Linked DNA regions of Homo sapiens: region 2 is linked to region 1. The links are chromatin loops, found by intact Hi-C in ENCODE. Cell type or tissue: heart right ventricle. All regions are shown on one strand.

The links. A loop is a pair of places that touch in the nucleus more often than their neighbours do. Peaks named below come from ENCODE experiments on the same cell type or tissue, not always from the same donor. Only the 100,000 strongest peaks of a DNase experiment are listed, where the experiment ranks them.
Region 2: it touches region 1 in a loop (10-fold over the local background); 8 of 110 quality-filtered maps call a loop at or near these places.

Annotation. Positions count from the first base shown.
Region 1 is chr19:12,973,460-12,981,459 of GRCh38, reverse strand. DAND5 (DAN domain BMP antagonist family member 5) reads right to left here. Exons shown (of 2, transcript NM_152654.3): 2 at 6,700-8,000. The coding sequence ends at 7,826. Among named protein-coding and RNA genes, the nearest start is that of DAND5, 7.9 kb to the right of the region's middle. RefSeq lists an enhancer at 6,522-7,028. In heart right ventricle, CTCF peaks have their summits at 3,248 and 3,448 (motif pointing left); a DNase peak (open chromatin) is centred at 3,439; H3K27ac peaks cover 622 bases.
Region 2 is chr19:13,428,155-13,436,154 of GRCh38, reverse strand. The region is part of intron 3 of CACNA1A (calcium voltage-gated channel subunit alpha1 A); the gene reads left to right. Among named protein-coding and RNA genes, the nearest start is that of CACNA1A, 74 kb to the left of the region's middle. In heart right ventricle, CTCF peaks have their summits at 4,971 and 7,605 (motif pointing right); DNase peaks (open chromatin) are centred at 4,974 and 6,834.

The DNA.
Region 1 (8,000 bases):
AAGACAGAGACAGAGATAGGGAAAGACATGGGGAATCCAAGAGGGAGAAACAACGGGAGAGACCTGGAAGGTGGAGAGAAACACACCAATGAGGAAGGACGGGTGGAGGGAGAAGACCACGGAGAGGCAGAGCCCGGGAGCAAGATGGGAGAGGAAGGGTTGGGGTGAGAGACGGGACAGGACCAGTCAGCCAATACCCCTGGACCCTCCTTGCCTGGTGTGCTGTGCTTAGCAATGGGAAAAATCAGGGGATGGGGGGTTGGGTGCGGTGGCTGACGCCTGTTATCCCAGCACTTTGGGAGGCCGAGGCGGGTGGATCATTTGAGGTCAGGAGTTCAAGAGTAGCCTGGCCAACATGGTGAAAACCTGTCTCTACTAAAAATAGAAAAATTAGCCGGGCAGTAGTGGTGGACGCCTGTAATCCCAGCTACTCGGGAGGCTGAGGCAGGAGAATCTCTTGAGCCTGGGAGGCAGAAGTTGCAGTGAGCCGAGATCACACCATCGCACTCCAGCCTGGGCGACAGAGTGAGACCCTGTCTCAAAAAAAATAAATAAATAAAAATAAAAAATAAAAAAAAATCAGGGGAATGGGGATAGCCAGACAAAGTCAGAAGTGCTGAGAGGTCAGAGGACACACAGCCATAGAAAGACATAGCGGCCGGGTGTGATGGCTCACACCTGTAATCCCAGCACTCTGAAAGGCCAAGGTGTGTGGAATGCTTGAGCCTAGGAGTTTGAGACCAGCCTGGACAACATGGTAAGACCTCATCTCTACAAAAAACATGTTAAGGGCTGGGCGCGATGGCTCACGCCTGTAATCCCAGCACTTTGGGAGGTCAAGGCGAGTGGATCACCTGAGGTCAGGAGTTCAAGACCAGCCTGGCCAACATGGCGAAACGCCGTATCTACTAAAACTACAAAAAATTAGCCAGGTGTGGTGGCATGCGCCTGTAATCCCAGCTACTTGGAAGGCTGAGGCAGGAGAATCGCTTGAACCTGGGAGTCGGAGGTTGTAGTGAGCCGAGATTGCACCATTGCACTCCAGCCAGCGCAACAAGAGTGAGACACTGTCTCAAAAAAAAAAGAAAAGAAAAAAAGAAAAAGAAAAAGAAAAAAGAAATTTTTTTAATTAGCCAAGCGTGGTGTCCTGCACCTGTAGTCCCAGCTACGGCTAAGGTGGGAGGATCACTTGAGCCCAGGAGTTTGAGGCTGCAGTGAGACATGATCGCACCACTGCACTCTAGCCTGGGTGACAGAGCCACACCCTGTCCCAAGGGAAAAAAAAAAAGACATAGCAAGATGGAGGGTGAGATATACCCAGATGTGAGGGAATGAAGGAGAGAAACTTGGAAACAACCCCAGCTCCCTGCTCTGAGAGTCTCTGGTCCCACCTGCCCCTTCCACTCACCCTGGTTTGGTACTCTCAGAAAGCATACCCTCTGTCCTACACACCTTCACACAGCCCCTGATAAGACACTGTTGACACAGAGGCTCAGCCTTCAGGAACACTGCTTCTTTATTTTATTTATTTATTTATTTTGAGATGGAGTCTCACTCTGTCGCCCAAGCTGGAGTGCAGTGGTGCGATCTCAGCTCACTGCAACCTCTGTCTCCTGGGTTCCATCATTCTCCTGCCTCAGCCTCCCGAGTAGCTGGGATTACAGGCACATGCCACCACATCTGGCTGATTTTTGTATTTTTGGTAGAGACCAGATTTCGCCATGTTGGCCAGGCTGGTCTCGAACTCCTGACCTCAGGTGATCTGCCCATCTCAGCCTCCCAAAGTGCTGGAATTACAGGCATGAGCCACTATGTCCAGCCATATTTATTTATTTTTGAAACAAAGTCTTGCTCTGGTACCCAGCCTGGAGTGCAGTGGCACAATCATAGCTCACTGCAGCCTTGAACTCCTGGGCTCAAGTGATCCTCCCACCTCAGCCTCCTGAGTAGCTGAGACTACAGGTGCATGCCACCATGTTCCGCTAATTTTTTAAATTTTTTGTAGAGACAGGGTCTTGCTATGTTGCCCAGGCTGGTCTTGAACTCCTAGGCTCAAATGATCCTCCCACCTTGGCCTCCCAAAGTGCTGGGACACTGCTTCTTTTTTTTTTTTTTTTTGAGACAGAGTCTCGCTCTGTCACCCAGGCTGGAGTGCAATGGCGCATGATCTCAGCTCACTACAACCTCTGCCTCCCAGGTTCAAGCGATTCTCCCACCTCAGCCTCCCTAGTAGCTGGGATTATAGGCACACACCACCATGCCTGGCTAATTTTTGTATTTTTAGTAGAGACACTGTTACACCATGTTGGCCAGGCTGGTCTTGAACTCCTGACCTAGGTGATCTGCCCGCCTCAGCCTCCCAAAGTGCTGGGATTACAGGTCCTGCACCCAGCCAGGACACTGTTTCTGACACTCCAGGACACCGTCACCCAGTGACACTTCCCCTAGATGGTCCCAGTCATACCTATGGATACCTATAGATTCCTAGTGACACAATCATAGACGCAGACACATGAATATGACATGGACACGGACTCATACAAGGGCTCCTGGTGACATCTCCCAGTTATAGACACAACCGTGTAGGTGCACTGTCTCATGAGGACCTTATCAGACATGTGAATACAGTGAGTGGTGGCCACACACCATCCAACACACAGGTTCACATTTTTGTTGTCGTTGTTGTTGTTTTGTTACATAGATGAGGGCTTGAACGCCTGGCCTCACTTTTTTTTTTTTTTTTTTTTTTTTGAGACGGAGTCTTGCTCTTGTTGCCCAGGCTGGAGTGCAGTGGCACTATCTCAGCTCACTGCAACCTTCGCCTTCTGGGTTCAAGCAATTCTCATACCTCAGCCTCCCAAGTAGCTGGGATTACAGGCACGCGCCACCACGACAGGCTAATTTTTGTATTTTTAGTAGAGACGGGGTTTCACTATGTTGGTCAGGCTGGTCTCGAACTCCTGACTTCGTGATCCGCCCGCCCGGCCTTGGGCCTCACTTTCTTATGCGCCAGGACAACAGGCCTGAGCCACCGCGCCTCCCAGGCTCACACTTCTTAGCAATGCTGTCATATGTGGCCACTCCTGATGAATGGTGCACCCTCGCCTTCACACCTGGACACGTTTTCAGACACTCATTGTCACCCTCATGGACACACATGGCTTCAACCCTGGGTCTGACCTACTCACTGGGCAGGCACCTTGTCCCACGGTACTGTTCAGAACACTGTGGGGGTGCTCAGTCCAGTTCTCCACGTTTGAGTCAGTGGGGGCTGACAGATTTCAGGTCCCAGCAGAGACTGGGATGGAAGTGGGGGAAAGTGATGTCCAGCCCCTGGTCCTCCTGAAAGGGCTGAGTCCAACTGGGCCACAGTGGTCCCAGACTCCTCCTCCAGTCGGGCAGCTTGGACCAAATGTAGACCAAGGGTGTCCCCTGGTGGCCATAGGTGGTCTCTGCACCCATCCATGGAGGGACGACAGGCAGCCGCCCAGTTGCTGAACTTGGAGCTGTGGACAGAGAGGACACAGAGCACACAGGCCCAGAGACTGAAGTCCAGAAGCAGGAACGCAGATACAGAACTAAGAGCCGGTAATCCAGATCCCAGGACCCAGGATCAGCATCTAGAGTCCAATCATACCGGGCTGGGCACGGTGGCTCATGCCTGTAATCCCAGCACTTTGGGAGGCCAAGGCAGGCAGATCACTTGAGGTCAGGGGTTCGAGACCAGCCTGACCAACATGGCGAAACCCCGTCTCTACTAAAAATATAAAAATTAGCTGGGTGTGGTAGTGGGCACCTGTAATCCCAGCTACTCAGGAGGCTGAGGCAGGAGAATCGCTTGAACCTGGGAGGCGGAGCTTGCAGTGAGCTGAGATTGCGCCACTGCCCTCCAGCCTGGGCAACAGAGTGAGACTCCATCTCAAAAAAAAAAAAAAAAGATTCCAATCATACCAAGATCTATACTCCAGATCCACGAACTCAGCCAGGCGTGGTGGCTCACAGCTATAATCTCAGCATTTTGGGAGGCCAAGGCGTGAGGATCACTTGATGCCAGGAGTTTGGGACACGATAGGCAACATAGCAAGACTTTATCTCTACAAAAAACTTAAAAATTAGCTGGGTGTAGTGGCACATGTCTGAGGTTGCAGTGAACTATGATGGTGCCACTGAAACCATACTCCGGGATTCAGATTCCAAAAATCTAGATCCTATTGCTCAAAACTAGAATCCACCAGACCCAGAATCTAGCTCCAAGAATTTAGAATCCAAAGGCTACCTTACAAAATTGAGAGCTTTCTTTCTTTTTTTTTTTTTTTTTTGAGACAAGGTCTGGCTCTATCACCCAGGCTGGAAAGCAGTGGCACAACCTTGGCTCACTGCAACCTCTGCCTCCCAGGCTCAAGCCATTCTCCCACCTCAGCCTCCTGAGTAGCTGGGGTTCCAGGTACACACCACCATGCCCAGCTAATTTTTTTTTTTTTTTTTTTTGAGATGGAGTCTTGCTTTGTCGCCCAGCCTGGAGTGCAGTGTCGCCATCTTGGCTCACTGCAACCTCCGCCTCCTGGGTTCAAGCGATTCTCCTGTCTCAGCCTCCCAAGTAGCTGGGATTACAGGCACGCGCCACCACGCCTGGCTAATTTTTATATTTTTAGTAGAGACGGGGTTTCGCCATGTTGGCCAGGCTGGTCTTGAACACCTGATCTCAGGTCATCCACCCGCCTCAGCCTCCCAAAGTACTGAGATTACAGGCATGAGTCACCACGCCCGGCGCCCAGCTAATTTTTAATATATTTTTGTGGAGACATAGTTCTGCCATTTTGGCCAGGCTGGTTGCGAACTTGTGAGCTCAATGAATCCACCTGCCTTGGCCTCCCAAAGTGCTGGGATTACAGGCGTGAGACTCCTCACCCAGCCAAAATCCAGATTCTTAAGCCGTCCTCAGAGCCCTCCAGATCACAGCCACGTAGCAGGAGTTGGCGAAGATAGAAACAAAGGGATAGCTGAGGAGCTCAGCAGTACTGCACATGGCCTCTCCCAAAGCTGATACCCCTCCCAACCTACCCCTGTGCATTTACACACACACACACACACACACACACACCCCATCAGGTTGGGTGTGGTGGCTCACGCCTATAATCCCAGCACTTTGGAAGGCCAAACCAGAAGGATGGCTTGAGCCCAGGAGTTCGAGACCAGCCTGGGCAACACAGTGAGACCCTGTCTCTACAAAAAAATAAACAAAATTAGCTGGGCGTGGTGTCATGAGCCTGTAGCCCCAGCTACTCGGGAGGCTGAGGAGGGAGGATCACTTGAGCCCAGGAGTTTGAGGCTGCAGGGATCGGGCCATGATCACTCCAGCCTGGGTGACAGGGCGAGACCCTGACTCAAATAAGAATAATAATTAATACTACTAATAAAAGAAAAAGACACACCATCATCCAAAGAGACACCCTCCTCCATACGTTCTTGTCCCAGCATGCAGATGCACGAACATCTGTGCACCCACAAAATCTCAGAGCTCCGCCCCCAGCCAGCCCACCAAACTCCTAGACACACAGCCACCATGGAGACACACACAAACCTATGATTTCCAGCCCTGCACCCGGACACACTTTAAGAATTGTGGAGACTGGGATGGGTGTGCACACACACACACATACACACACAGACATAGTCCCCTAAGAAGCTCCACGCCTGGCAGCCACGCAGCCCCTGGGAAGGGTACCCCAGGGATGGGGTTCACCGTGCAACCCCGTGCCCACCCCAGCCGTCCCCCGCCTGGCCGGCTGGCGGGCTTTAATACAGATGCCAAACTCATAATTGTAACTGAGGGTGACAGGGTCACCTTGAGCCCCAGATGCTCGTGCGGTGACAGATGGCGTTGGCAAACCTGATTAGCGGCCCCCGTGCCAGCGCCTGTGGCACCTGCATCCCCTGCCCCTCCCCCGCTCCCCCAGCACTCATTACCCACCCATTACTGGGCCTGGGGGGGCGGGGCAGGGGCCGGCTGGCACTGCCCGGGAGGGGACAGGGACTCTGGGGGCTCCCCTGGCACCAAGGTTCCCAGCTGGCTCCCCTGGCTGGCAGGAGGTGGGCACAGCAGAGGGAGGGAAGGCAAATGCCTCATGCCCACCAGAGGGGGGCTTGCCCATGGTGCCAGGGCTGAGCTGCCCACTCGGACACTGCCTGGGGTTTGGCACAGAACTCTGGAGGGAACAGGGATGGGGCAGCCCCCCCAGAGCCCTTCATGACCCTCCCCTCCAGGGCCCTTCGAGCAAGGGGCCTTGGGAGCTGCCTGCCTGTCCCGTTCCCATCTCTCTGTGAGGCCTGTGAGGTCAGGGGTCTCAGGCTCCCACGCCCCACTGGCCCATCTGTTTCCTCGGGTCCCCTCCTGCTCCCCTCACCTGAGGCCTTCCTTCCTGAGGCAGGAAGAGGGCTGAGAAGGGCCTGGCCGGCTCCCCGCCCCACGCTCCGGGGGGCATTTGGAGGCAACACTGACAACGCCACATGTCCCTGCGTCTGTGCCAGACAGGCCCATCTGCCAGGGCCCTGGTTCCAGCCGCCCAAAGCCAGGCCGCCCTCGCCCGCTGAAGACCCTGAGCCCCAGCTGGGGAGGGAGCACTCAGATGCCCACACCCTGTCATGGGGCCACCCACTCCCAGGGAACCCCAGTTGGAGGAACAAACAGATGCACATATAGACAGCTGGACTCAGCCAACCTTTATGGTTTCTGTGGAATGCCATGCCAGGCGTGGGGCTCTGTGGAGACTCAGGTGGGGGGTCTGAGAGGGACACAGCACCACTATCAAGGCAAGAGGCAGCTGGGAACACGAGGGTCCTGCCTCTGTCTCAAGGACCCCAGGATTTCCCCCAGCAGCTGTCTGCCTGCCTGCTTTGGTTTGCGTTTTTGGTTTGGGTTTTTTTTTTTTTCTTTTTTGGTGTCCCTAGGCTGAGGTCATCACTGTGTCTCTCGGTCTGGGTGGGGCCATCTACCCTCCCTGCAACTGGGAGTGTCTTTGACCTCATTCTATAAGAGACAGTTCAGCCTAATGATTAACAGTGGATTTGATCCCAGCACTTTGGGAGGCCGAGGTGGGCAGATCACCTGAGGCCAGGAGTTTGAGACCAGCCAGGCTAATATGGTGAAACTCTGTCTCTACTAAAAATACAAAAATTAGCTGGGCATGGTGGCGGGTGCCTGTAGTCCCAGCTACTCAGGAGGCTGAGGCAGGAGAACTGCTTGAGCCTGGCAAGTGGAAGTTACAGTGAGCCAAGATCGCGCCATTGCACTCCAGCCTGGGTGACAGAGAGAGACTCTGTCCTTAAAAAAAAAAAATAATAAGGCCAAGGCAGGCAGATCACGAGGTCAGGAGATAGAGACCATCCTGGCTAACACGGTGAAACCCTGTCTTTACTAAAAATACAAAAAATTAGCCGGGCGTGTTGGCGGGTGCCTGTAGTCCCAGCTACTCGGGAGGCTGAGACAGGAGAATGGCATAAACCCGGGAGGTGGAGCTTGCAGTGAGCTGAGATTGCGCCACTGCACTCCAGCCTGGGCGACAGAGCGAGACTCCATCTCAAAAAAAAAAAAAAAAAGTGAGTTGTCAATCATTGTGTGCTGTGACTATCAGTGGTGCAACTCCAGGACGGGCACTGTGTCTACTGTCTGGGGAGCAGGGTGAGGACTCTGGGGACCTGTCTGCCTAACCCTGCATCCCTGGTCTCTTGACCCAGAGTACATCATCCAGGTCCACGTCTTTCTTGGTCCATCTCCCCTCATTTCTCCAAGGTGCGTGTCTCCGTGCACCCATCCACGATGCTCAGTTCATGCTTTTGGGCTGCAGTGACACCCCTCGATCAGCATGGTGGATATCTTCACCCGTCGACGGGAGGCTGAGCTGCCAGTGAGACACCACAGGACCACGGGTGCCCAACGCTTGCGAGCAGGCATACAGCTGTTGCACAGGACTAGTGGGGTGGGGTCCGAGCCAGGGATGTAG
Region 2 (8,000 bases), 450 kb before region 1:
TTGTCCTTTCTGAAGAAACAGGCAAAGGCAGGCCAGGCACGGTGGCTCACACCTGTAATCCCAACACTTTAGGAGGCCGAGGCTGGTGAATCACTTGAGGTCAGGAGTTCAAGACCAGCGTAGCCAACATCATGAAATCCCATCTCTACTAAAAATACAAAAATTAGCTGGGTTTGGTGGTGCATCCCTGTAATCTCAGCTACTCGGGAGGCTGAGGCATGAGAATCACCTGAACTGGGGAGGTGGAGGTTGCAGTGAGCTGAGTCTGCGCCACTGCACTCCAGCCTGGATGACAGAGTGAGACTCCATCTTAAAACAAAACAAAACAAAAACAAGTAAAGCCTTGTGTGTTTTTAAATTGTAGGTTCAGCAGCAAAGCTCTGTAATAAGGAGCTGGACCCTGCAGTCAGACAGTCATGGGCTTCTCCAGTGCCCAGCCGAGTGACCCGAGGGAGTTATGATAAACACCAACATTCATCCACAATTTGTACCTAGTGCTATTCTCAATATCTTGAGTAAATTATCTCATTTAATCCTCCAGGCACATCTTTCTTGGTAGGTGCCGTCATTGTCCCCAGTGTACATCTGGGAAAATGAGGACAGGCTGGCAGAGCACCCTTCCTGCTCACCTCTGCTGCTCTGCTGACCTCTGGCAAGACTGTTGTCTCTCTGAGCCTCAGTTTCCCCATCTGAAAATTGGGGCCTGTATTAGCCCGTTCTCACATTGCTATAACGAGATGCTTGGCTGGGGCTGGGCGTGATGGCTTATGCTTGTAATCCCAGCACTTTGGGAGGCTGAGTTGGGCAGATTGGGAGTGTGAGACCAGCTTGGGCAATATAGCAAGACCCCATCTCTTCTAAAAAAAAAAAAAAATTAGCCAGGCATGGTGATATGCACCTGTAATTCCAGCTACCCAGGAGGCTGAGGCAGGAGAATTGCTTGAACCCAGGAGGCAGAGGTTGCAGTGAGCCAAGATTGCGCCACTGCACTCCAGCCTGGGAGACAGAGTGAGACTCCATCTCAAAAAACAAATTATTTTTAAAAAATTAAAAAAAAAAATGCCTGGCTGGGCACAGTGGCTCACACCCATAATCCCAGTACTTTGGGAGGCCAAGGTGGGAAGATTGCTTGAGCCCAGGAGTTCCAGACCAGCCTGGGCAACACAGTGAAATCCTGTCTCTACTAAAAGTACAAAAATTAGCCAGGTGTGGTGGCACGCGCCTGTGGTCCCAGCTACTCAGGAGGGTGAGGTGGGAGGATTGCTTAAGCCTGGGAGGTCAAGGCTGCAGTGAGCAATGATTATGCCACTGCACTCCAGCCTGGGCGACAGAGTGAGACCTTGTAAAAATAATAATAATAATAATAAATAAATAAAAACCCTGAGACTGGGGTAATTTATAAAGAAAAGAGGTTTAATTGACTCACGATTCTGCAGGCTCTACAGAAAGCATGGCAGCATCTGCTCAGCTTCTGGGAAGGCCTCAGGAAACTTACAATCATGGCAGAAGGTAAAGCTGGAGCAGGTGTCCTCACATGGCCAGAACAGGAGGAAGAGAGAGAGTGGGGAGATGCTACACACCTTTAAATGTCCAATCTCACAAGAACTCACTCACGATCTCGAGAATAGCACCAAGGCGGAAATCTGCCCCCATGATCCAATTACCTTCCACCAGGCCCCACCTCCAACATTGGGGATTACAATTCGCCATAAGATTTGGTTGCGGACAGACACAGATCCAAAGTACATTAAAAGTAATGGCAAAAACCACAATTACTTTTGCACCAACCTAATATCTCAGGGGCTCATTGTACCTATTTCACAGGACAAATGAAGGTATCAGTAATAACAGTAGCCTGTAGTCCCAGCTATTCAGGAGGCCGAGACAGGAGGATCACTTGAACCCAGGAGGTCGAGGCTGCAGTGAGCTATGATCACGCCACTGCACTGCACCCTGGGTGACAGGGCGAAAACTTATCTCTAAAAATAATAATAACAACAACAATAGTGAACACAGATATAACATGTGTGTGGCCAGGCTGTGCCCTTAGGGCTTTGCAGGGATTATTTCATTCACTCTCAATCTCCCCATTTTACAGATGAGAAAACTGACGTTCAGAAAAGCTAGAGGACTTGCCCCAAGCCACACGGCTAGGAAGTGGTGGAATTGGGGTTTAAATGAGGAAGCTTGACTTCAGTGTCGAAGCTCTTAACTGCCACACTCAATACATGGAGTAGAGGTTGCTGATTCTGTGATTATCTGATTCTGGAAAGTAAAGACCCTGTTTCCAGACGTTTGCTGCTTGACTTAGTTCCCAGGGGATGGCCACTGGATGATGCAGTGTTGCCCAGGAGAGGTTAGCTAGACACACTGCAACCATTCCATTGCTAATACTTATACTTGCTCTTGTTCTGCTGGGTGCTATGCAGGGAAGGGCTGTCTGAGCCCTTTGCAAGAATTCTCCCATTGGTGCCTCCCAGAGATTCTGAGGTTGGGGCTTTTTGCATCCCTTATTAGCAGATGAGACACCAAAGCCCAGGTCAATAATCTGACCTGCATCCCCCGCCTACCAGCCAGACCAAGGTCACTTCCCCACAATGCAGGCCCTGATCCAAGGCTCTGGGTGCAAACCAGTTTCCATGTCCCTGGGGGTCCATCTTCTTCAGCTGACTTTTTTTTTTTTTTTTTTTTTTTGAGACAGCGTCTTGCTTTGTTGCCGAGGCTGGAGTGCAGTGGTGTGATCATGGCTTATTGCAGCCTTGACCTCCCAGGCTCAAGCAATCCTCCCACGTCAGCCTCCTGAGTAGCTAGGACTATGGGCACACGCCATGATGCCTGGGTAATTTTTTTTTTTTTTTTTTTGAGACAGAGTCTCGCACTGTAGCCCAGGCTGGAGTGCAGTGGCGCAATCTCGGCTCACTGCAAGCCCCATCTCCCAGGTTCATGCCATTCTCCTGCCTCAGCCTCTCGAGTAGCTGGGATTACAGGTGCCTGCTACCTCGCCTGGCTAATTTTTTGTATTTTTAGTAGAGACGGGGTTTCACCGTGTTAGCCAGGATGGTCTCCATCTCCTGACTTCGTGATCCGCCCACCTCAGCCTCCCAAAGCGCTGGGATTACAGGCATGAGCCAGATGCCTGGCTAATTTTTAAGTTTTTTTATAAAGGCGGGGTCTTGCTATGTTGCCCAAGCTGGTCTCAAACTCCTGGCCTCAAAAAGTCTTCCTGCCTCAGCCTCCCAAAGTGCTAGGATTACAGACATGAGCCACTGCACCCAGCCTGACTTTTTTTCTAACTGAAAAATTAATTATATATATTCATGGAGTACAATGGGATGTTCTGATATATGTTTACATTTTTGAATGATTAAATCAAGCCAATTAACATATCCACTACATCGCATACTTATTTTTTGTGGTGAGAACGCTTAAAATCTACTCTTTTAGCAATTTTGAAATATACAATACCTTATGTTGTATATTACATTATGTTGTATAGTACGTTGAAACATACACTACAATACGTTATCATTAATTGTGGTCACCATGCTGTGCAAAAGATCTCTAAAACGTATTCCTCCTGTCTGACTGAAACTTTGTATCCTTTGCCTAATATCTCCCCAATCCCTCCACCACCAGCCCCTGGTAACCACCATTCTCTCTGCTTCCATGGGTTCAAATTTTTTATTTTTTGAAATTTTTAATTTTTATTTATTTATTTATTTATTTATTTATTTATTTTTGAGATGGAGTCTCGCTCTGTCACCCAGTCTGGAGTGCAATGGTGCCATCTTGGCTCACTGCAACCTCCGCCTCCTGGGTTCAAGCGATTCTCCAGCCTCAGCCTCCCGAGTAGCTGGGGTTACAGGTGCTTGCCACCAGGCCCGGCTAATTTTTGTATTTTTAGTAGAGACGGGGTTTCACCATGTTGGCTAGGCTGGTCTGGAACTCCTGACCTCCAGTGATCCACCCACCTCGGCCTCCCAAAGTGCTGAGATTACAAGCGTTGAGCCACTGCACCTGGCCTAAAATTTTTTTTTTTTTTTTTTTTTTTGAGACGGAGTCTCACTCTCTTGCTAGGCTGGAGTGCAGTGGCATGATCTCAGCCCACTGCAACCTCAGCCTCCCGGGTTCAAGCGATTCTCCTGCCTCAGCCTCCTGAGTAGCTGGGACTAGAGGTGTGCACCACCACGCCCAGCTAATTTTTGTATTTTTAGTAGGGACAGGGTTTCACCATGTTGGCCAGGATGGTGTCAATCTCTTGATCTCGTGATCTGCCTGCCTCGGGCTTCCAAAGTGATGGGATTATGGGCCACCACGCCCGGCCTCAAATTTTTTAGAGCTCACATATAAGCGAGATTGTGTACTATTTGCGTTTCTGTGTCTGGCTTGTTTCATCTTAGTATAATGTCCTCCAGGTTCATGCACGTTGTCGCAAAAGATGGAATTTGCTCCTTTTTAAAGACTGAATAGTACTTCATTGTGTACATATACACGCCATATTTTCTTCATCCATTCCTTTACTGATGGACATTTGGGTTGTACCTGCATCTTGGCTATTGTGAAGAGTGCTGTCATGAACATGGGTGTGCAGCTGACTCTGAGGTGTTAGAGGGATTACAGCTCCTCCAAAAGACCACCGTCACCCAAACCTGCTCCTCCTGCCCTATTTTCTGTTTAGGTAAAGGCGGCTTTAACCCCCTGCAGTGCTCTGGCCTCAGACCTCCAGATCTTCCTCTATGCCTCTATGCCTCTTTTTCTCCACCCCCTGCATCCAATCTGTTAGCACATCTTATTGGCTCTACCTTCAGAATCTACCCAGAATCCACCACCCACCTCTCACCACCTTCACAGCCCCACCCCGGTCCAGCCCCCATCTTTGCTGGCCTGGACTAAACCAGTTGCCCCTCCACCCCAATCTGGTCTCTTAACTTCAGTCCTTGCCCCACCCCCAGGACTGTTCCCCACACAGCAGCCAGAGGGCACCTGTGAGCCACTGAGTCAGGACCTGGCTCCTCTTTGCTCACAACCTCACTTGGAGAAAAAGCCCAAATTCTCCTCACAGGGACCCACAAACTCTGCCCCTGTGATCCCCCATCCCCCTCTATTCCCACTCTCCTCTCCACTCACTCGGCTTCAGCTACACAAGTTCCCTGCTGTCCCTTACACACCAAGCACTCCCCAGCCTCAGGGCCTTTGCACAGGCTGTTCCCTCTGCCTGGAACACTCTTCCCCCAGATATCTGCTTGGCTCCCCCCTCACTTCCTTTGGGTCTTTGCTCAAGTGTCCTTCTAACATGTAACTGCCTCACCTGCACTGTGCCACCCCACTCCCCGCCTCTAGGCTTAATTTCCCTCTACACCCCTGAAGAGCATCTGCCAAGCTATATTTACTTGTTTATTGGTTATTGCCAATCCCCTGCCCCCACTAGAATGCCAGCTCCATGAGGGCAGGGACTTCTGTCTGTTTTGTTCACTGCTATTCCCCCAGAGCCTAGAACACAGCCTGGCACATAGTAAGTATTCACTAAATAATTTGTAATATGAATTGTGCCAGTAAAATCTTCCAGGGGCATCAAGCCCCTGCCATGACTAGGTGGTAACATCCTCACCCCCTGTCCATGTGCTATCTCCTCCTGACCTGCTTGTCTCATTGTTCTAATGGTGGCTCACGCCTGTAATCCCAGCACTTGGGGAGGCCGAGGCGGGCAGATACCTGAGTTCAGGAGTTTGAGACCAGCCTGGCCAACATGATGAAACCCTGTCTCTACTAAAAATACAAAAATTAGCTGGGCGTGGCATTGCACGCCTGTAGTCCTAGCTACTCGAGAGGCTGAGGCAGGAGAATCGCTTGAACCCGGGAGGTGGAGGTTGCAGTGAGCTGAGATCATGCCATTGCAATCCAGCCTGGGCCACAAGAGCGAAACTCTGTCTCAAAAAATATATATATATATTTCATTGTGGTAACATATGCATAACATAAAATGTACCATTTTTTAAGTGTTTAGTTGAGCGGCGTTAAGTACATTCATATTGTTGTGCAACCAGGACCGCCATCCATCTCCAGAACTTTTGCATCTTGCAAAACTGAAGCTCTGCCCCCAGGAAACTCTCACTCCCCGCTCCCCCTTCCCCTCTCCCCGACTCCCCCTTCCCCCCTCCCCACTCCCCCCACCCTACTCCACACTCCCCACTCCCCCAGCCCCTGGCACCCGCCGTTCTAGTTTCTATCTCTGTGAATTTGGCTACTTTGGGTCCCCCCTGTGAGTAGAATCATACAGTATTTGTCTTTTTGTGACTGGTTTGTTTCGTGGAGCATAATGTCCTCCAGTCTCATCCATATTGTAGCATGAGTCAGAATTTCCTTCTTTTCCAGGCCGAATCGTATTCCATTGTGTGGATGGACCACACTTTGCTTATCTGTTCATCCAGATGGGCACTTGGCTTCCACCTTTTGGCTATTGTAAATAATGCTGCTGTAAACCTGTGTGTACAAATAGCTGAGTCCCTGCTTTCAATTCTTTTGGATATAGACCCAGAAGTGGAATTTTTTTTAAATCAAGATTTGACCCACTGGGGCCCTTAGAGGTCTCATTGGCTCTGAAGCTTTTTTTTTTTTTTTTTTTTGGACGCTTTGAAACTAAAAATAGGAGTGAGGGGCACAGTGAGGGGGGCACACATCTCTCGTGTCAGCGTTTTTTAAAAACACCCCGGGAGGAAGATGTGTGAAATCCCTCCCTTCCCCCCGCTCCCACCCCCTCCAAGATCTCAAAATACCTCTTGTTTTAGGAAGCGGCTGTGACATCAGGCAGGCAGCGTGTGGCATCTGAGACACAATATCGCAAGTGGCTGGGAGCCCAGAGAAACCAGGACAGGCGTGCTGGGGATGTGGACTAGAGATGGAGCTAATTTTAGTGGCTGAAGAGGCTGCAAGAAGAGAGAGAAAGAGGGGTGTGTGTGTGTGTGTGTGTGTGTGTGTGTGTGTGTGTGTACGCACAGTGATAGAGGCTGGAGGGGGAGAAATGACAGATAAATCAGCTTGGGCAAAGAAAGCTAATGGGCAGAGGAGCGAGACCCAGCTCAGAAGGTGGTCAGCAAATCTAAAGATGTGTGCCCGAGGGTCAAGGTGGTGGGGGGATTCATAGGCAAGTGGTAGAGAGGCTATTCCATTTGCAGAGGCTCTCTCTGTTTGAGGCGTGATTCACCTGTGCCGTCCTCAAGGCCATTCTGAGAACACCACTGTTGTTTTCCTCCTTTTATGAGTAGGGAAACTGAGGCATTGAACTGCTTCTATTCTTCAGTAAGAAGCAGGGGGAACATATGGTAGAAGCAAAGAAATACAAACATGAGGGCTCTCGGGGTCTACGTGATTGGCTGTGACATCCATGAGAGCGGATCGCAGGTTGAAGGAAACACTGGTGGCAGAAAGTAGCTGAACATTTGGATTTGGGAATCCCAGTGGACGTGGCGAAAATTCTGGCTTTTCCCTTCACAGGCTGCGGGGCCACTCTGACCTGCGGTTTCCTTATCTGTGAAATGGAACGATGCCACCTGTCTCAGCGTTGTTTTGAGGATGCGAGGAGATGATCCGTGTAATATGCCCACTAGGGGGCCTGCTCCAGGGTAGATTCTCAGCAAATGGTAGTCATGGTTTTTGTTACATTTGGGGATATTGGCAGGTAAAAAGGAAATACTTCATTCATTCCAAAATTGCTCACTGAGGTTCTACTATGTGCTAGGCCCTGATGACACATCGGTCAACAAGACAGGCCTGCTTTCTGCCCTTGTAAAACTTCAGTTCAACTGCATTGCACTCATCAGCCTAATAATCCAGGTAAATTGTGATGAGAATAACAACTAGCATTTACTATGAGCCCTTTACAAATATTAACCCATTTAATCTTCTAAAGAGCCTATAAGATAAGAGCTCTTGCCCTGCGCAGTGGCTCACGCCTATAATCCCAGCACGTCGTGAGGCCAAGGCAGGTGGATCACCTGAGGTCA